Linked DNA regions of Homo sapiens: region 1 is linked to region 2. The links are chromatin loops, found by intact Hi-C in ENCODE. Cell type or tissue: Caco-2. All regions are shown on one strand. Links, peaks and the distances in the headings refer to the core of each region. The heading gives the core; the rest is flanking DNA. Region 1 overlaps CHCHD6 (coiled-coil-helix-coiled-coil-helix domain containing 6). Region 2 overlaps CHCHD6 (coiled-coil-helix-coiled-coil-helix domain containing 6).

Evidence for each region. Peaks named below come from ENCODE experiments on the same cell type or tissue, not always from the same donor. Only the 100,000 strongest peaks of a DNase experiment are listed, where the experiment ranks them.
Region 1: it touches region 2 in a loop (9-fold over the local background); 4 of 110 quality-filtered maps call a loop at or near these places.

The regions. Positions count from the first base shown.
Region 1 is chr3:126,930,262-126,939,191 of GRCh38, forward strand. All of the region lies in intron 6 of CHCHD6 (coiled-coil-helix-coiled-coil-helix domain containing 6), which reads left to right. Among named protein-coding and RNA genes, the nearest start is that of PLXNA1, 48 kb to the right of the region's middle. In Caco-2, for the core only: no CTCF peak of the experiment used is centred there; a DNase peak (open chromatin) is centred at 4,190.
Region 2 is chr3:126,845,632-126,854,561 of GRCh38, forward strand. CHCHD6 (coiled-coil-helix-coiled-coil-helix domain containing 6) reads left to right here. Exons shown (of 8, transcript NM_032343.3): 5 at 7,016-7,099. Among named protein-coding and RNA genes, the nearest start is that of PLXNA1, 130 kb to the right of the region's middle. RefSeq lists enhancers at 5,889-6,450, 6,451-7,014 and a silencer at 6,935-7,229. In Caco-2, for the core only: no CTCF peak of the experiment used is centred there; DNase peaks (open chromatin) are centred at 5,210 and 7,100.

The DNA of each region.
Region 1 (8,930 bases), core at 715-8,714, 85 kb after region 2:
TCCAGCTTAGGCTCTGCCTTCATTTGATAGAATGTACCCTTTTGAAAATCCCGACATTGAAGACTTCCTTTCTAGTTTTCCTTTGTTTCCCATTCTCGAGAATTCTGTAAAGGTGACCCGCAGTAGCTTGGTGGTCCAGCCATAGTTCTCTTGGTATTCCTGGGCACAGTTGAGTGGACTGAGAAGGCTGCAGTCATGGGAAGTCACTTGGCCCTCTCTGGCCATCTTCCCTTCCACAAAGACTTTCCACACTGTCATACTTCACTGCCAGCATTTGTTCTGTCTTCTGGGAGGTGGTCAGGTAGAAATAGAAAACATGGGCTTTGGAGCAGAAAACCTAAAGTCAAATCCTGGCTGTGCCTCTCACTTGTTGTGTGGAGTTTGGTTGGTAACTCCCTCTAAGCCTCAGTTTTCTCTTCTGTAAAAGGGGTGAGCCATCCATTGTTCACAGGATGGTTGTGAGGGCTGAGTAAGGAAACCTCTATCCATCCCTACCCCTTCCCTTCTCTCTTTGAACTCCGAAGCTCTTATCTCCTTTAGAAGCAAAACAAGAGGTGCTGTTTCAGCACCCATTCTAGCTCAGCCACACCCAGCACCTCCCATTTCATCTCTGTACAGCTCTGGCTGTTAGAAAAGAACTCTCTCTGATGGAAACAGCTCAGGGCTGGCTCTTGGGAGCGCCCATCTCTTCCTATCTGCCAAAGGCCCCCAGCCTGGAGTGTCTACAGTGAGGTCTTCCCGTCCCGCTGCACTCCCTACTGCTGCCCAGACTGGCTGCCCTGTCATCAGAAAGTCCTGGGGCGGCCGGCTCTCTTCCTGCTCTGTGGGGGCAGGCCTTGGTGGAGCAGGGCGCCAAGGGAAACATGAGGCTTTGCTTCCCACCGTCACTGCCCAGCACCCAAAGCCCTGACTGGCCGCACCCCTGGGGACACCCTCCACCTACCTTCCCATGGAAAGAGTTGAGGTTCTTTGTGGAGTCAGCCTTGGGTTTCCCAGGGACCAGGGGCAGGGAGTGCCCTTTTTCCTTTTGTTGGTTTAGTTGAGGTTCAGCACATGAAGGTGGAATTCGCAGCAGGCCTTTCCTTCCCCTCCTGGGCCCAGCACAGGCTGGTGGGATGTGCTTGCTGGGTTGCCTGCTTCTGCAGAGCCGACCCAGCCTCATCCGCCAGTCCCTGGTCTTGGTGAGGCTGCTGCAGGGCAGCCTGCTCCCTGTTATGGCCCTGTTTACACGGTCTGTGCTCCTCACAGTGTGGCCCTGCGACTGACACGGAGCCCAGGGCAGCTTGAGGAGCCGGTAAACTTTGACTTTGGGCTCTTTCACCTCAGGCAGCTACCTGAGTCTGCCCCCCAGGTCATTTTAGGTAGACATGCCAAACACTCCCCTTTCTTCTTAGTGCCCCTTGACATACATACCTCCCAGTTAGTTACCCACCTTGGGACCTTTCTAAGCTCCCCTTCTTAGTCCTCTGTTCCAAGCTGATTACCAGGAGAATTGGTATCTTAGTCAATAGTGTTTACTCCAAAATACCAGCTTACAGGCCCCTGGTGTATTCTGCACTTGAAAAGAGGGGCCAGGACAAACTGTTCACAACAGAAAGGCTCGTCTCATCTCATCTCACTTAAACCCGCCTGGGACGGGGAGCCCTCACCCCATTTTTGTGATGAGGAAGTGAGGCTCAGCTAGGCTGACGCATCCTAAGTTGCTGGGCTGGAAGCGGCAGAGCCAGGATTCAGGGCCTGGTCCTTCTTGTCCTCAGCCAGGCACACAGGTTTCACCCTGCAGGCACCCGAAGTTCAGAATCACTGAGGCGGATGTTTATCTAAGAGCACGGAGGCTCCAGTGAGATGTGCATTCCTCTTGTTGTCTTCTTTTAGAGGAGAGAGGGGCTTCAGAGCCTTCACCATGCCCTGCTGCCCGTAGCACCTCTCGGTAGCCCTGATAACACCACGCTTTGCAGATCTGCCTGTGCCAGTGTGCTGTGACCCTGGTTTGTGGTGGCCCATAGACCACTTGCCTCAGAATCATGGAATAGAGTCCTGGGCCCCACCCCAAGCGAGGCCCTTGGAATCTGCCATGTAAACAAACTCCTAAGTGATTGCTATGAGTCCTGGAGTTTAGATCAACTGCCAAACTGAATGTATTCCAGCCAGCAAATTAATCACTTCCCCAGGAAATCCCCCCAGGGAAAGCCTCTAAATCCATCCTGACTTCTGAACTGCCTCAAAGAGATCTGTTACTTTTTCCTCTGGTGAGGAGGCCTTCCCCCACCCCGCTTCTTCCCAGAGTTAGGGCCCAGAGAACGTCATCCTGAGCCTTGAGTCCAGAGAGCCTGTGGTGGGCGACCAGCAGCCCTGCAGAGAGCCTGAGCCCTTCCCGCAGGAAGGAGGGCTGTCCTTGTGGCTTAAGGGTTGGCACTGGCACTGGCTCCTCAGGCTGGCACATGCCTTCCTGCTGCCTTGCTGGCATGGCAGAATGGCACATGTGCCCAGTGACCAGATCGGGCTGACACAGCTGGGCACACTCAGTGCACGGGCGCAAGAAGGGCCCTTGGAGCCTCCCTGTCCGTTTGCTGAGCAGGCCCAGGGCAGGCGGGGCTTCTCTGGATGTTATTTAGCAGCAGCCCTGGCTGCCGCTGGGCTGAGGGTCCTAGGTTGCCCTATTTGAAGATTGTTGTTTACTGCTTCTGAAAGGAGCATGGTCCTTGTGGGGTGGGGTGAGGCTCTGGGTGACTGCTGAGGGAGCCTGGGGTCCGGGAGGGAGGGGTGTCTGGAGAGTGAGATCATGTCTGTGCTATTACTGGACTGACCCACGGTTCTGAAAAGTCACCTCACACTGTGAGCCTCATCTCTTCATCTATGTCATGACATAGTTGGACCACAGAGTCTCTAAGACCCTTCTGGAATGGAAGCCCTACCTGCTTCCATAGGCCCCTCTTCTTGCCTCTCCGAAGCCTGGTACAACCTCCCCTTATACTTGTGCTGTAGGGGTCGTTTGTTCCCCAAGGCTTCTCTGGTAGGCTGGGTCCTCAACCCTCATTTCCTACCATTTCCAGGAGTGAGATGAATGAATGGCTCAGGAAGCTTTTGGTGGCAAGTTAAATTTCATCTCAATATTCTTGTATTATCCATTTGCATTGCTGTAAAGGAATACTTGAGGCTGGGTAATTTATAAAGAAAAGAGGTTTATTTGGCTCATGGTCCTACAGGCTGTACAGGCCTGAAACCAGCATCTTCTCAGCTTCTGGGGAGGCCTCAGGAAGCTTACAATTATGGAGGAAGGCAAAGAAGGAGCCGGTGTGTCACCTGGCAAAAGACAGAGCAAGAGAGATGCCAGGCTCTTTTAAATAATCAACTCTCATTATTCGCTCATTACCATGGGGAGGGCACCAAGCCATTCATGAGGGACCCCGACCCCTATGACCCAGACACCTCCCACCAGACCCACCTCCAACACTGGGGAGTCACATTTCAACATGAGATTTGGAGACTGAAATATCCAAACCACATCAATTCTTCATTCACACTTCATGTTTTTTAAAACTTCTATAAGGAGTGAATAAAATCATCTTTAGAAAATTTGATGTTTTTATTTATCTTTAACATACAAGCCAGTGAAAACTGATTGCAGCATCAAAATACCCCCTTCTCCACACATACTGTCTCTCTCACACATGCATGCATTCATGCACTCTCACACTCGCTCTGCCTATAACCAGAGAGCTTGCCCGTTCTGTGTTGGGATTCTGCGCTCTTCTCCTGTCAGCGGCCTCAGCCTTGAGCATTTCCCTGGGCTCAAGGTCTGAGAACCTGGATTGAGCTCACAGAAGTCAGACCACTGGAGTGCAAGCATGGAAAAGCCCCTGGTCTATGTGTAGACATATTTATTTGCAGCTACAGAGGATATATTAGGAGTCAAAGACAAGCTCCTACCAGCAGATTCCTAAAGGAGGTTTGTGCTGTAAAAGATGACTGGTTATCTGGGTTCTTTGAATTTCACAGAGATAGATGAATTGCCTTCCAGACTTTTCTATGATAACAGTTGTCAGGAATGCCCGGGAGTTTTACTTAAGCTAACAAATGATTACCCTTCCCATTAGCTCTACAAACAGGCCCCTAATTAGTGAATTGGCTAATGACAGCTGCCTCTGGGGTCATTAGTCCTGACAGACAGTGCTGCAGTGTTCCGGGCACTGTGTCACTGTCATGAAGCATGTTGTCAGGCTCCACGGGACGTCAGGGCTGGGGAACACTTGGAATGCACCCTCCCCTCTCTGCTTTTTTTTTTTTTTTTTTTTTTTTTTTTTTGAGACTGAGTCTCGCTCTGTCGCCCAGGCTGGAGTGCAGTGGCACAATCTCGGCTCACTGCAAGCTCTGCCTCCCGGGTTCACGCCATTCTCCTGCCTCAGCCTCCTGAGTATCTGGGACTACAGACGCCTGCCACCATGCCTGGCTGATTTTTTTGTATTTTTAGTAGAGATGGGGTTTCACCATGTTAGCCAGGATGGTCTCGATCTCCTGACCTCATGATCCGCCCGCCTCGGCCTCCCAGAGTGCTGGGATTACAGGCGTGAGCCACCACGCCCGGCCTTCCCACCTCACTTTTTACCTTTTATGTCATCTCCTGGGTCATGTAAATTAACACCTACTTCAGATGGGTATGGATTTCTAAATATGGATTAAACATGGATTTTTAAAATAAAGGAGGACTGAGGAAATGGTCACATCAATTCTGGACGAGAAGACAGTTTTTATGAAACAGTTCCATTTTAAAGACACGTCTAATCAGAGTTGGGAATCGTTTTGGAAAGAATATCTATCTTGCCATTCGTTCCAGGGTTTACTTGTGAGCACGAATCACCTGCTGTCTCCGGCCACCTGGGATGCTCAGCCAGTGCCTTTGGAAACATTTCTGCCTTGAATGTCAGGTAGTGGTGAGCGGGATGGCAGGGCTGGCATGAGGCAGAGGGCTCAGTGTATCCCAGATGTGGTGTTCCCTTTTGAGAGCCTCCCTCCCTCAAGATGAGCAGGTGTTAAGGCTGGCCTCATCTGTATCCCTCCTGACCGCTTAGGTGATCTTGAAGTGTGGACCCTCCTGGGACACACAGCATCTCCTGACCAAGCTCAGCCCCAGAATAACTAGTCTGGAAGGCCCAGGCTTACATGATAACCAGGTTAAGTCCCAGGCTGATGTTCCATAGACAAGGACAGCATTGCATGGTTGAAGCACAGAAAAGTTCTGGGGCTGGTGAGTGCAGAGTGGGATAGCTATTGTAACAGAAAGGCGTTCTGCACTCAGGTTTTGTTACTATGCAGATTCCTGCTACATCAGCTCAAAACCGTGTGCGGCTTAGTCTAAATGCCTATTTAAGCAAAGGCCAAAAGTCTGTTTGAAGATATAAAGGGAAAAATAGTGTTCATAATACAAAGCTTGAGGCTAGTCATAGATGTACAATTTCCACGCAGTAAAAGTGAGTAATGAAACTGCATTTAATTGTTCAAAAGTAGCAGAAATGCATCTTTAAGAATTAAAAACTACAAAAAGGTGATTATACAGCATAGCAAATCTCTAACATGGATTAAACAGAATTGTTTAGGAGATAAAATACCAGCATGAACATGCATTTTGAAAGAGGGAAGAACAATGCTGGGTTTAGGTAGGGAGAGCCCAGCTTCTGCTTTTGCTTGGGACTGATGTGGCAGGAAGTTGCTGGTTCATGGCCCAGGAAATCCATAGATGGAAAGACCTTGGCCGCTCCTATGGAATGTACATATGTACTTGACCTGTGTAAAATGGATTATACAGGGCATCCCCAAACCTAACAGGTGCCTGCATCTGGGAAGCCAGCTTGTGCTGTGAAATTCCCACAACCTTAGATCAGCCTTTCCTCTCAGCCAGGTGAACCTAGGTTCACATCCTCCTCCTGCGACTCCTTAGCCTAGATCCTGGGACAAGTGGCTCAACTGTGCTGACTCTGGTTCCTCATCTGTGTAGAGGGGTGGTGATGCTGCCCTTGCAGAGCGAAGGGGAGGATAATATGAGATCATGTTCATAGAATACGAGGCCAGAGCTTGGCTTAGAAATGTTAGTCCTGGGCTGCCACATCCTGTCAGCACTGGCCACATATGGCTATTGAAGTGTGGCTCACCCAAATTGAGACATGCTGTAAGTGCAAAATACATATTGGATTTCAAAGACTTAATACCAAAAAAAGTAAAATCTCTCCTATAATTTTTTATATTGAAAGACTATTTCTCTATATTTTGTCAAATACATTATTAAAATTAATTGTAACTGTTTCTTTTTTTCTTTTTGAGACAGAGTCTTGCTCTGTTGCCCAGGCTGCAGTGCAGTGGTGCAATCTCAGCTCTTTGCAACCTCCACCTCCCAGGTTCAAGCGATTCTCCTACCTCAGCCTCCCAAGTAGCTGGGTTTACAGGCATGCACCACCACGCTCAGCTAATTTTTTTGTATTTTACTAGAGACAGTTTCACCATGTTGGCCAGGCTGGTCGCGAACACCTGACCTCAAACAATCTGCCCACCTCAGCCTCCCAAAGTACTGGGATTACAGGCGTGAGCCCCTGCACCTGGCCTCTTTTTACTTTTAATGTGGCTGCTAGAAAACTGATAATTCCATATGTGGCTTGCAGTCTTTTTCTGTTGGACAGAACTATTGGTCCCTTCCCTCCTTCACCCTGGCCTGCTGCCTCCCATCTTAGCATCCCGCCACCTCACATGCAGCCTTACACTGGAGTGGTTTGTGTCCCTGAGGAATTTGCTCCAGGTCATGTGGGTAGAGAGCTGGGCAACCAGTGTTGTTCTGGCATAATGCCCTTTCCTGTCTCCATTTTAAACACAAGGAAGCCATAAGTGAAATTAAGTGCCTTTGCCTAGGTCAGAAGCCAGTTAGTAGTCAAGTAGGGACCTAAATCCAAGTGTTCTGGCTCGAGTCCACTGTGATTTCCACCACGCCATACGGCCATTCATTTTATTGGCTGGAGTACAGCAGCATCTAAGCTGGCATTGAGCTTCACTTCCATGCTAACTTGGAGAGTCTAAGATTCTGAGGGACCAGGAAGAAGCAGCCTGGGTGGTGAAATGTAGACAGAGATTTGGATGAGAGATGGGGAGTGAGCGTTGGGAGCTGAGCCTGGTACGTCTCTCAGGACTGGTGCCTGTGTGGCTTGTCTCGGAGAAGGCTAGGGGAAGATAATGCCAGACAGTGCTGGTCTTGGCCTGTCCATGGGCTTTGGAGTCTGATGGGTGACCTGGGCCAAGTCATTCTATCTGCTTAAGCCTCAGGGTCTTCATTTGTAAAACAGGTGTATTTTGTTGCAGAGGTTTTATGAAGATTAAATCCCATGCCTTACAGATGCTCACTGCCTGTTCACGGGCTTTCCTGTCTGCATGGGTTTGCTCTGTGAGTCAGTGGTCCCTCATCAGAGCCTGTCCCAGAGCATGCTGGGTGGCTCTGTAGGCTTTGTATCCTCAGGCTGACCACAGCAGGCATGTATTGGTAAGAATCTGAGCAGAATAGAGGCATGTGAGCTTGAGAGGGCTGGAGGGTGTGGGGGGAGATAGTATCAGAGAGCTCTTTTGGTTACTTCTGGGGGAGCGGGATTTCAATAACTGCTGGTTCCCAGGCCCAGGTGAGGATCCCAAAGTGAGGATCCTGAGAATCCTGAGGGATGCCTTTTCTCCAAGCCACATGACTGAGAAAACAGGGGATTCCCAGGCTATGCGCAGAGGACAAGCTACAAATTATCTTGCTGTGCAGACAGCTAGCAGCAAGTTACAACCCCAGGAATCCTGAGAAACAGCTCTTCTTATCCAGGTCACCGTACTCATTCTCTTGATTTGTGAAAGTCCAGGCTATGACAGAATCCATTTCCATCAGGGAAATTGGCAAGGGGCCATTAGCTTGTGACTGTTGGCCTGGGGACAAGGAGAGGGGAGTGGGAGGATGCTTAACAAGGTGGCCACATCTCTGGCACCGTAGCCAGAGCGACAGCTGGAGGGAACAACAGCCTGAGTTCCAGTTCCAGACCCACTGTGCGTTCGTTCTGTGCCACAGGGCTAGTTACAGAACCGCTCTTCATCTGTCTTCTCAGCTGTAAGATGGTGATACGAGAACAAGGCAATGAGCTGGGTGTTTAGATGCTGTGGAGTGTGTACGTGACGCAGTAAGCAGAGTGCCTGGCATGTAATCAGGATTCGATAAATGGTAGCTGTTCTTATTTATTATTGCTGTCGACTCTGTTAACATCCAGCATCCAGTTTAGACTCTTCCAAATTTCAATTTTTTGTGCCATCAGCCACATTAAAAGACTGGTGCCAATAAGGTTTTAAAATGAAATGCCTCTCATAACAGAGAAAGTCCCAGTAACTATAAGATGTTCCTGTGCTTACTCGAGAGAACACACTTTCTCCTGGGTCTGTGCCCTGGGTAATCACAGTGATTCATAGCAGGAAAGGTGGCCCTGTAGGCTCCCTCAGGACTGAGGGGGCTGTGTGGCTCCCACAGGTCCCCATGCAGGGGTCTCTGCCTGCAGGGCCCAGGAGGCCACCACTGCTGAGAAGCTGTTCCTGCCACCGGCAGCGATCTTCACCCCAAGCTCCCTGCATGTTGGGCTTGTCCTTCATTTCGGGTTGGCCAGCGCCCATTTGCTATTTGGTACTCTTTTTCATTCTTCTGTGGACAGAAGGAGGTGAAAGGGCACTAGTATTTATCAGACTCTTCCTGTGGTTCAGGCAAACCTTGAAGCACTTTGGGTAGGTTATCTCATTTATGACTCTCTTTTTATAGATAATTAAATTGGGAGTCAGTGAAGTGAACAGACTTGCCCAAGTCACTGAGCTGGTGAGCAGGAGAGTAAGGTTCCAGTTCAAGCCAGCCTGCCTCCAGAATCCACCACCCCGGGGTGTGGCGA
Region 2 (8,930 bases), core at 225-8,224:
CATTTCATTTTTCATTCTTTTGTCTGTTTGTGTTTTAATTTAGATAATTTATAATGCCTTGTTTTCAAGTTCACTGATTTTTGCTCCGTCCAATATGCTAATAAACCCATGAATTCATGCCATATCATGCTAGAAATGGATTTCTAGCATTTCCATTTGGTTCTGTTTTATAGTTTCCGGTGGTGTCAGTGAAACTGGTAGAATAAGGGTCTCTAAAAATCCTCTTTCATAAAAGCAATGAAAAAACTGGCAAAACTAGTCAGAATCTATTTTTTCAGAACTCTGAAAATTGATCAAAGGCTTGCAGCAATCCAGGAGCATTTGTTCAAGAAAAAATGAATGACTCTGAGTAAGAAAAGTGAGCTTTGTGCCATTTTAATTTATCATGTCCCATCCCTGTTTCCCCTGCAGCACCACAGTAGCCCTGAAAACCTGTAGTCCACAGGCACAGTGCAGACTTGCAGCCTGCCAGCCACCAGAAGGGGCAGAAAAAGGTTGGACCTCCTTCAAAGCCCCATTCCCAGAAAAATGTCATTATTTTTCCTGTCTGGTGATTCCCTGAAAGAGACCCCACTTATAAGGCCGTCTTTATACAACCTGACTCAGAGGTTGCCCAGTGCTAACAGCTTTTTCCCAGAGGACATTTGTCAAAAACAAGCAGAGGCAATTGTTGAATATTATAGCTGCCTGGGGAGGTAGATAACAATTTGGGCAAACAATAGGGTAACCTGAAAGCTTAAAAAGAAAAGCTAGGGAATGAGGTGGCCATAGGAGGCTTTGAAAAGCTCATATACTATTCCTGGGATTTTAAAAGACCAAGACTATGTATGTGGCTTTGCACAATATTTCAAAGGGATCCACACTTAAGTACTTCACAATCAAGCTGTCAAAAGGCAAAGTCAAAGAAAAGATTTTGGAAATAGCAAGAGAGAAGTGACTCATCATCTACAAGGAATCCTGAATAATATAAAAGACTGATTTCTCATCATGAACAATGGAGGCAAGATAGTTTTATCACTCTGTGGAAATTCTCTATATCTTCACACGTGATATTTACCTTTTTCTACTAGGTTCTTTAACATATTAATCATAGTTATTTAAAGTCCCTTTGTATTAATTCCAGTCTGGGCCATTAATGTGTCTGGTTCCAGTATTTTATCTCTATATGGAGGGTCATTATTTTCGCACGTACACGTGTTTGTGTGTGTGTATGTGTATGTGTATTTTTAAAGTTTTGATTTAATGCTCAACATTTTGTGTAAACAAAATAAAACAGTAGACAGTCCACTATATATTTATGTCCAGTAAAGGATTTCTTTTCTTCTGTAAGACCATTAGTATGGGGGCTTGGGTTTCTTCTAAGTAGCAAGTCGTTAGGGTTTTTTTCCTTTCTTTTATCCAAATTGATAATCATTTTTCTTTTAAGGGTGAGATTAATCAGTTCATATATTAGTTAACAGTTACTAAGTAACAAATTACAAAATGTAGTGACTTAAACATTTATTATCTTGTGGTTTCTATGGGTCAGGGATCTGGGCCTGGCTTAGCTGGGTGCCTCTGCCCTAAGGTCTTGTAGTCAAGGTATCTGCCGGGGCTGCTATCTCATTTGAAGGCTCCACTGGGGGAGGGTCTGCTTCCAAGCTCACTCATGTGACTGTGAGCAGGAGTCAGTTCCTTGAGGACTGATGGACTGAGGGCCTCCGGTCCTCACTGGCTGTTGTTCAGTGGCCACCCTCAGTGTCTTACTATGTAATTTTGGCCTTCTGAGACCTGTCTTCACAGTGGTAGTGGACGCAGCTCATAAAATGGAAGCTTGCCTCATCAGTGTGAACAAGGAAAAGAGTATGAGCAAGACAGAAATCACTGTCTTTTAAAACTAAATCTTGGAAGTGACATCCCATCACTTTGCCATATTCTATTTATTAATAATGAGTCTCAAGTTCCAGCCTACACTCAAGAGGAGATCCCACAGGGGCATGAGGCCTAGGAGGTGGAGATCATCAGGGGCCATCTTGGAGGCCCCCTTCGTGTGCTTTTTGTGGTAACCAATTTACTTACACTTATTTCTATAATTTTATTTGGTCTTTTCTGTTTACCATTCTCTCCCTCTCTCTCCTCTCCCCCTTTCCCACTTTCCCTAAGTCACCCCTACCAGTGTCTTTCTCCTTCCCCTCGCCCACCTCCCATCCTCTCACCTGCCTTCTACTCTGGCTTCCGTCCTCCTTCCCCTCTCTTACCCCCTTGTCCTCTCCAGTCTTTCCTTCCTCATCTTCTGAAACAGCTGTTAGACACATTCTGGACCATCAGTCTGTCTTCCACAGTTCTTAGCTTTTATCAGACTTTTTATCTTTGGGTTTGTTATTTTTGAGACAGAGTCTTACTCTCTTCTCCAGGCTGGAGTGCAGTGATGCGATCATAACTCACCGCAGCCTCAAACTCCAGGGACCAAAAAATCCTCCTGCCTCAGCCTCTCAAGTAGCGGGCATGTGCCACCATAGCCAACTAACTTTTTATTTTTATTTTTTGTGAAGATGGAGTCTTGCTTTGTTGCCCAGTCTGGTCTCCAGCTCCTGGACTCAAGCAATCCTCCCGACTTTTTATCTTTGTCTTCTATTACTACATTCTTGCTCAAATCTCTGTACTTCATTTCAGTTTGATAATTTTTCCCTTGTTGTTCTCAGCTTAGAGTTTGTCTTATCCATTTCATTTTTTATTTTGTAGATTTTAAATGTATAATCTTTACCTATTTGGTGGTTAGCCTGTTTCAGGTTCATAATTTCTTTTTTGTAAATCAGAAGTTACTTCGTTTTACCTTTCTGAGCAACTTAAACATGCATATTTAAAATTATTCATCAATTGGAGATTGTAATGCTAGCTGGATATCTGATGATGTTAAAGAATTCATGTTAAATTATTTTTGGTATGCAATAGTACTATGGTTGTGTTTTAGAAATTAAAAGTCCTTATTTTTTAGAGCAACATATTGAAGCTATGTAGATGAAGAGATCTGTAAGAAACCTGGGGGTGGAGAAGGTAGAGGGTAGAGATGAAAGAAGATCTCTTTAGTTTCTAATTGTTGAAGCTTGCTGATGGCTATCTGGGGTTTTATTGTATTCTTTCTTGTGTTTAAATTTTTGCATAATAAAAAGTTTTTTGAAATCCTTTGTCATATTGTCCTATAAAATTAATGTCATCTGGAGTGAATTCATATTTCAGTTACTGCTTTTATTGGTAGCCTTTTTAGAAATTCTATTTCTTCCCATATTTGAGATTCAGTTTATAGGTTCATTTGGAGTGGAAAGTTCACTATTTCTATTGTCACCTACACCTGCACCTCAGTGCAGGACGAGGTCTGATTTTGGCCTTCTGAGGCCTGTCTCCACAGTGGTCCTGGTGATATTGCAGAGCCAGGAACTGAGTGACTAGGTTCATTTGTGGTCCAGGGGCGGGATCTGTAGCTTCCAGGCTTTCTAGGTTTAAGTAAACTGAAAACCCTGGCCCTCAGTGGAGGTCTTCAGAAGTTTTTTATATCAGCTTCTTATTTTAGGGAGATCCCTAGGCTGCAGGTCGCCAGCCTGGCTTCAGGCCCCCGCTTGTGCGGAATGTGGTTTATTCTGACCCTGCACGATAAAGAGGGTTCCTGACTGCCTCTGCCTGCTCCAGACTTGGAGCCAGCAGGCCTGTGGCTTCAGCCTCACCCACTGCTTTGCATTTCTGTTTGGTATTGGACACTTTAATCTTGTTTTTGAACTTGTCCGTGTCTTTTTGTCATCTGTTCTATATTTTATCTGCCAGTGCTATGTGTTTGGAGTAGGGTAGAGGCATCAAAGTGTGAACTCACTGTGTTGTGTTGACTGGAGGAGGTCCTTGACCAAATCATGCAGATTCCCTCAATTCTCTATTCAAAGACTGTCATCTGCTAAGTACATGTTCATAATGATGACATTTTACCTTTATATTAGAGTCAACATTCTTAATTTCAAAATTTTTCCCTGAAGACTTTCTTAGAAATCTCCTTAGGGAAAATAGCAACCCGCTAACCCTACAAGTGAGTCTGTCTTATGGTCTTCCCAGCACATCTCTCTGTAATTATTTATCTGCACACACATTTGTGTCTCCCACTGGGATCTAAGCTTCATGATAGCAGAAATTCTCTCTCTGGCTTCCCTGTTGTGCCCTCAGCCCTTTTACAATTCTGTCTGTCACATAGAGGTGTCCTTCATGGTGTTCTGGTAAGTGACGCACTCAGGCACTGAAACCACAGTTGTGCTGCGTGCTGCGTGGCCTCTCATGAGTGCTAGGAAGCCAATTTGAGACTGCGGGGCAACTGTGTGGAGTGGCGGGTGCTGCCCAGTGTGCTCTTCCATACTTCACAGCCAGATCAGTGAGTGTCTGCTCTGGGCCAGGCACTGACACACAGGCATTTGTGTCATACTCAGTTTCTACAGCCATTTTTCGTGTCACCTCCTGTCCATTGTCAGTCATTGGGATTGCATTCTAAATCTCAGATGAGCAGAGCCAGTGGGCAGGGCTTTGTAGCAGATGAATTAGAGACGGTGAGCTCACCACCCTGGTGGCTCACTTGTGACGAAGCCAAGGTGTTGGGGATATGGTGCACATCACGGAGTTTTCATTCAAGTGGGAGGCACAGCCTCATCCCTCTCCACACAGTTCATTTCATTCTTAACTGCTCAATTGTGTTGCATTGGACATGAATAGAAAAGTAGGCCTTGATGTCCTCAACGTTTCTTCCTGTTTGTGTGAACAGTCTCTAGCCTAAGGAGGTGCTGATGGCTAGGCATCTTCACCCAACACTTTAGTCCTGCGTCCCATTCATCACATAGACGTCCTGCTGGCACAGGCCCTGAAAGCTTCAGGATGAGCATCCTGGTAGCCACGGCCCAGAGGAGGCATCGCAGTGTGTCAGTGGGATGGTGGTGGATGTGTGAACGCACCTCCTTGTCTCTGCTGCTTCACTTAACTGTAGAGAATGGCAGCTGAAGAGCCTTATGATGGTTTTGCCTTCAGATGTCATCTTCCTGCTTGGCTGGGACTGCTGGTCAAAAAATGACAGGTCCAGAGCCCTCAGAGACTTTCTTTTACTGGCTGTTTAATTGCATCAGACGAGCTTCTCCTCTCACTGCACCAGGGATTGGTAACAGTTAAGTGCTGGACCGCTGAGAGGCCCAGCGCAGATTAGCCGTGCTTGCATTCCTGGGACACAGCTTCAGCAGCACACTTTGAAAAGCCCTGTGAGAAATTCCTGGCATTTAGTCCCACTGTTTGTATTTAGCTTTTCTGAAGTGTTGGCATTCCAGAGGCATTCCAGAAGCCTTCCTGGCATTTTTAGATCCCCTGCAGCTGCCTGGGGATCCAGGTTACTACTTCTTCTCCCTTATACAGGTAAGGGGAAAACAGACAAGACAGCATCTTGCTCAGGCTTCCTAGAGGCCACTCAGTGATAGAGCCGATGTTAGAACTTAACTCTCAGGGGTTCAGCCAGCCACCCAAGCCCACTGGCCTGGTGTGGCCCTTTCAGCTGAGTCTTTCTCCTGGTGCTCTGCACTCAGGGGCACTAGTGAGTGGTCAGCTCTTATTACAGACCAACCTGCTGGTGGTTCTGCAAGGTTCCCTGTCAGTAGGAGTAGCATTGCCAGGGAGATGGGCTTTCAAAAACTTGGGTTCATGTCTTACCCCATGTTTTTGAGTGATTCAAACCCATGTGCTGATACCATAGAGTGGCTTAAAAGGAAAAAGCTCAGGACTTGGAAGTCATATGAACTTAGGTTCACAGTCTACCGCTGGCTAGCTTGTGCTCTTGTGGGTAGTGAGGATTCAGTGTCATCAGGAGCTTAGCGGAATACCTGAGCGCACACAGCCCTAGCATAGGGACAGACAACAAGCAGTTGGTGTTATTCCTCCATACAGTCACAAAAGGCAGTCCTGAGCTCCCAGGCCCCTGTGACTGTCTCCATCCTGACCCTTAGTGTGGAGTTGTTCCACATTTGACCCATGGAGGGTAGAGGCGGGCCCTGGGGCCTAGGCCTGGGAAGCCCCTGGAGACTCTGGGGACATGAGTATCCCAGTGACGGGACTTACATCCCTGCCTTGCCGTGTGCTGGTGACCCTTTATGGAGGTCTATTGAGACCTTGCCCACTTCTGTTGGGGTTTCCTTTAACCTTCTGTACAGCTATGCATCCCTTCCAGCTTTACACATCATGCCTGAGGAAGCTGGAGGTCAGGAACTTGTTCAAGGTCGCCTAGCTAATTAAGGGTGGGCTGGGTTCAACCTGACATCTGCCAGCCTCAGGTTGCTTGCCCTGGTGAGCTGAGCCCTCAGCCTAACTGGATCTGGAGGGAGGGCCCTTGGCCCTGTGCTCCAACAGGGACTCAACCATCCCCATCAGGCGGGTGAGGAAGCAGCGCCTCTCCAGCTGACTCTGTGCGTGTCTTCCTGCAGGCATGGATCCCTGCTCCTTCCAGCTCAGAGCATGAGGCTGTGGCATGGTGTGGTTCCAAGCATAAAGACACCAAGGCCAGCACATAGCTGTGTGGCTCACGGCAGCACACCCAGCGGCCGGACACACCTGCATTGACCAAGGTTCAGACCCCAGCTACTCTCTGAATAGCTGTGAGCTTTCAGACAACTACTTAGGCCCCCTGTTGTCATCTGGCTTCTCATCTGTAGCAGGGGATCATGATGATCCCACCTGCCCTTTAGAAGTGTGGTAAGGATCAAAGGAAATAACTGTGGGAGAACTGTGAACAGGACTCCCATAATCAATAAATGTTATTTATCTGTGAAGTGGCTATAGTAATTACCCACCTTGAAGGATTGTTGTGAAAATTAAGCACAATATATGTGAATGATCTGGCATATCATAAGGTTTTCAACTCATTATTGCTACTGTTCTCATTGTGAATGTGAGCAGAAATGTCCGTCGCCTTCTCCCTGCAGCACCATTCCAGCACCATCGCTGCTGGCTAACGTGGGCTTTGTTCTCTTCCAAGCAGGCCAGGGAGCTGGAGAGCAGAGAGGCAGAGCTAAGACGCCGTGACACCTTCTACAAGGAGCAGCTGGAGCGTATTGAGAGGAAGGTAAGACTCCTGCTTGGCTGCATTCCTCGGGGCCAGGTCCTAAAGGCATCTGACCAGAACACATCACTGTCATGGGGGGAGAGAGGAGTCCGCAGACCCAGTGCCCATTCGCCCAGATGCCAGTCACTCCTTGGACATGCCCTCCTGCATTCTGCAGCAGGCACCCAAATAGAGCCTTTCAACAAGTTGCATTCATGGAGATAATTGGTTTTTAATTGTCTCCCCCTGCCCCACCTTTTTTTGTTGAATGTGGCTGGCTCTACGGTAGTTCAATTTTAGAAAAAAATTCACTTTCACCACAGGGCGGTGCTGAGTCCCAGTATACCTTTTCCACTTTAGTTAAGCTGCATTTGGTAAAAATAATAATAACGTGATGTCTTGCTATACAAATACATTAAAGTTTTATTATTGATTTTCTCCTGGGAGTCGGGAAGATCAAAGTGCACTACGGCTGCACACTCACTGCTTTTCTAAGGATAAGCCTTTGAAATGAATGAGATTTAAAAACATATCATCATGCCTTTAAAAAAAAAAAAAAAAAACCCCTACCACGACTCTTGAAAATTCATTTGGTAACTTGCTTATTTTTTGGTTTAATTTGTGGATCATGACAGATTTTTCAAAGAAATGGCTTAAAATGTGGGAGGGGATGGTTGGGAGGTTAAAAAAAAATTGTTCCCCCTCATGCCTGAGACAGCATGCCAAGCAACCTGAGCCATCAGCTTATTGCAGGCAAATCTTCGCAAATCATTTGTCATGGTTTGGAGCTTTGAAATTGACAGTTTGCTTGAGGGGCCTGATTTCCACAGGGGTTTTCTCCTGTGGCATGCCACAGTGGAGGCTGACAGAAATATGGGTTTCTGGATTTCCAGGCCATGGGGAAAAGAGGGAGGTTCTTCCTTGCCCCATCAACACCTGCTTGTCCACCTTTGCCGGTGTTTAGGGGATGGCCAGAGTTGACATGCCATGAACACAGCGTGCTGATGGTGATATTCCATAGTCTGAGGAATGGCAGTGCACCTCTGAGCTGCTTTCCGAGTGGCCCTTAACAAGTAAATCTTTCACAGAGCAGTCTCATGCACAGGTTTGACTGTAGCTTATAATGACAAGGATTGTGATTTGAGATCCCAGAAAAGGGTAAAAAAAATTCCACCAGCCATAGCTCTAATTATCACAGTTGCCGATATGTTCATAGGCACAGGGTTTTGGTTTTGTCTTTTTATTTGTGCAATTCTTTGGTCTCCTTTGTGCTCCCCATGTTTCCCTTCCTGGGCTTGGCTGCTAGAGGCATGTGTACATATCTCTGTTTCAGGCAGAAAGGAAAGAGCCTCGCAGCATTTTTGCCTCTCTAAAATCTGTTTTCCTCTTGTCATTCTCCCCTCTCATCTCTACCCTAGTTCTCCTCCTAGAAACCAAGTCTCTGCTTTGCTAAAGGAGAGGAAATTCTGGATGAGTCTTCTTGCTCTTCATTAAGTGAAGTCCAAACTCCTTGCATATGCAGGTGTGGGCTTTTTAAAAATCGAGGTTTCCTAGATGATTGTGAAGAGTTATTAAATGCTTCCAGAAGGAGGTGCAAAAGCATGATCTCCTTTCTGACTCTTAAACACAGCATTTTGCTGGTGATAATAAAAAAAAAAGGAGAGCACCTCCAACATCTCAGGAAATGGAGATTGGTGTGGGAGATAGGAGGATTAAAGGGGAGCCAGGGGGAGAGGCAGAAAGGAGGCAGAAGAATGAGGCTTAATTGTATTAGTTTTGAAAAAGGTTTTTGATCTTCTCCACGGATAATTTTATTCCTGTAATGGCTGGGAAGATGGAAAACACAGCATCT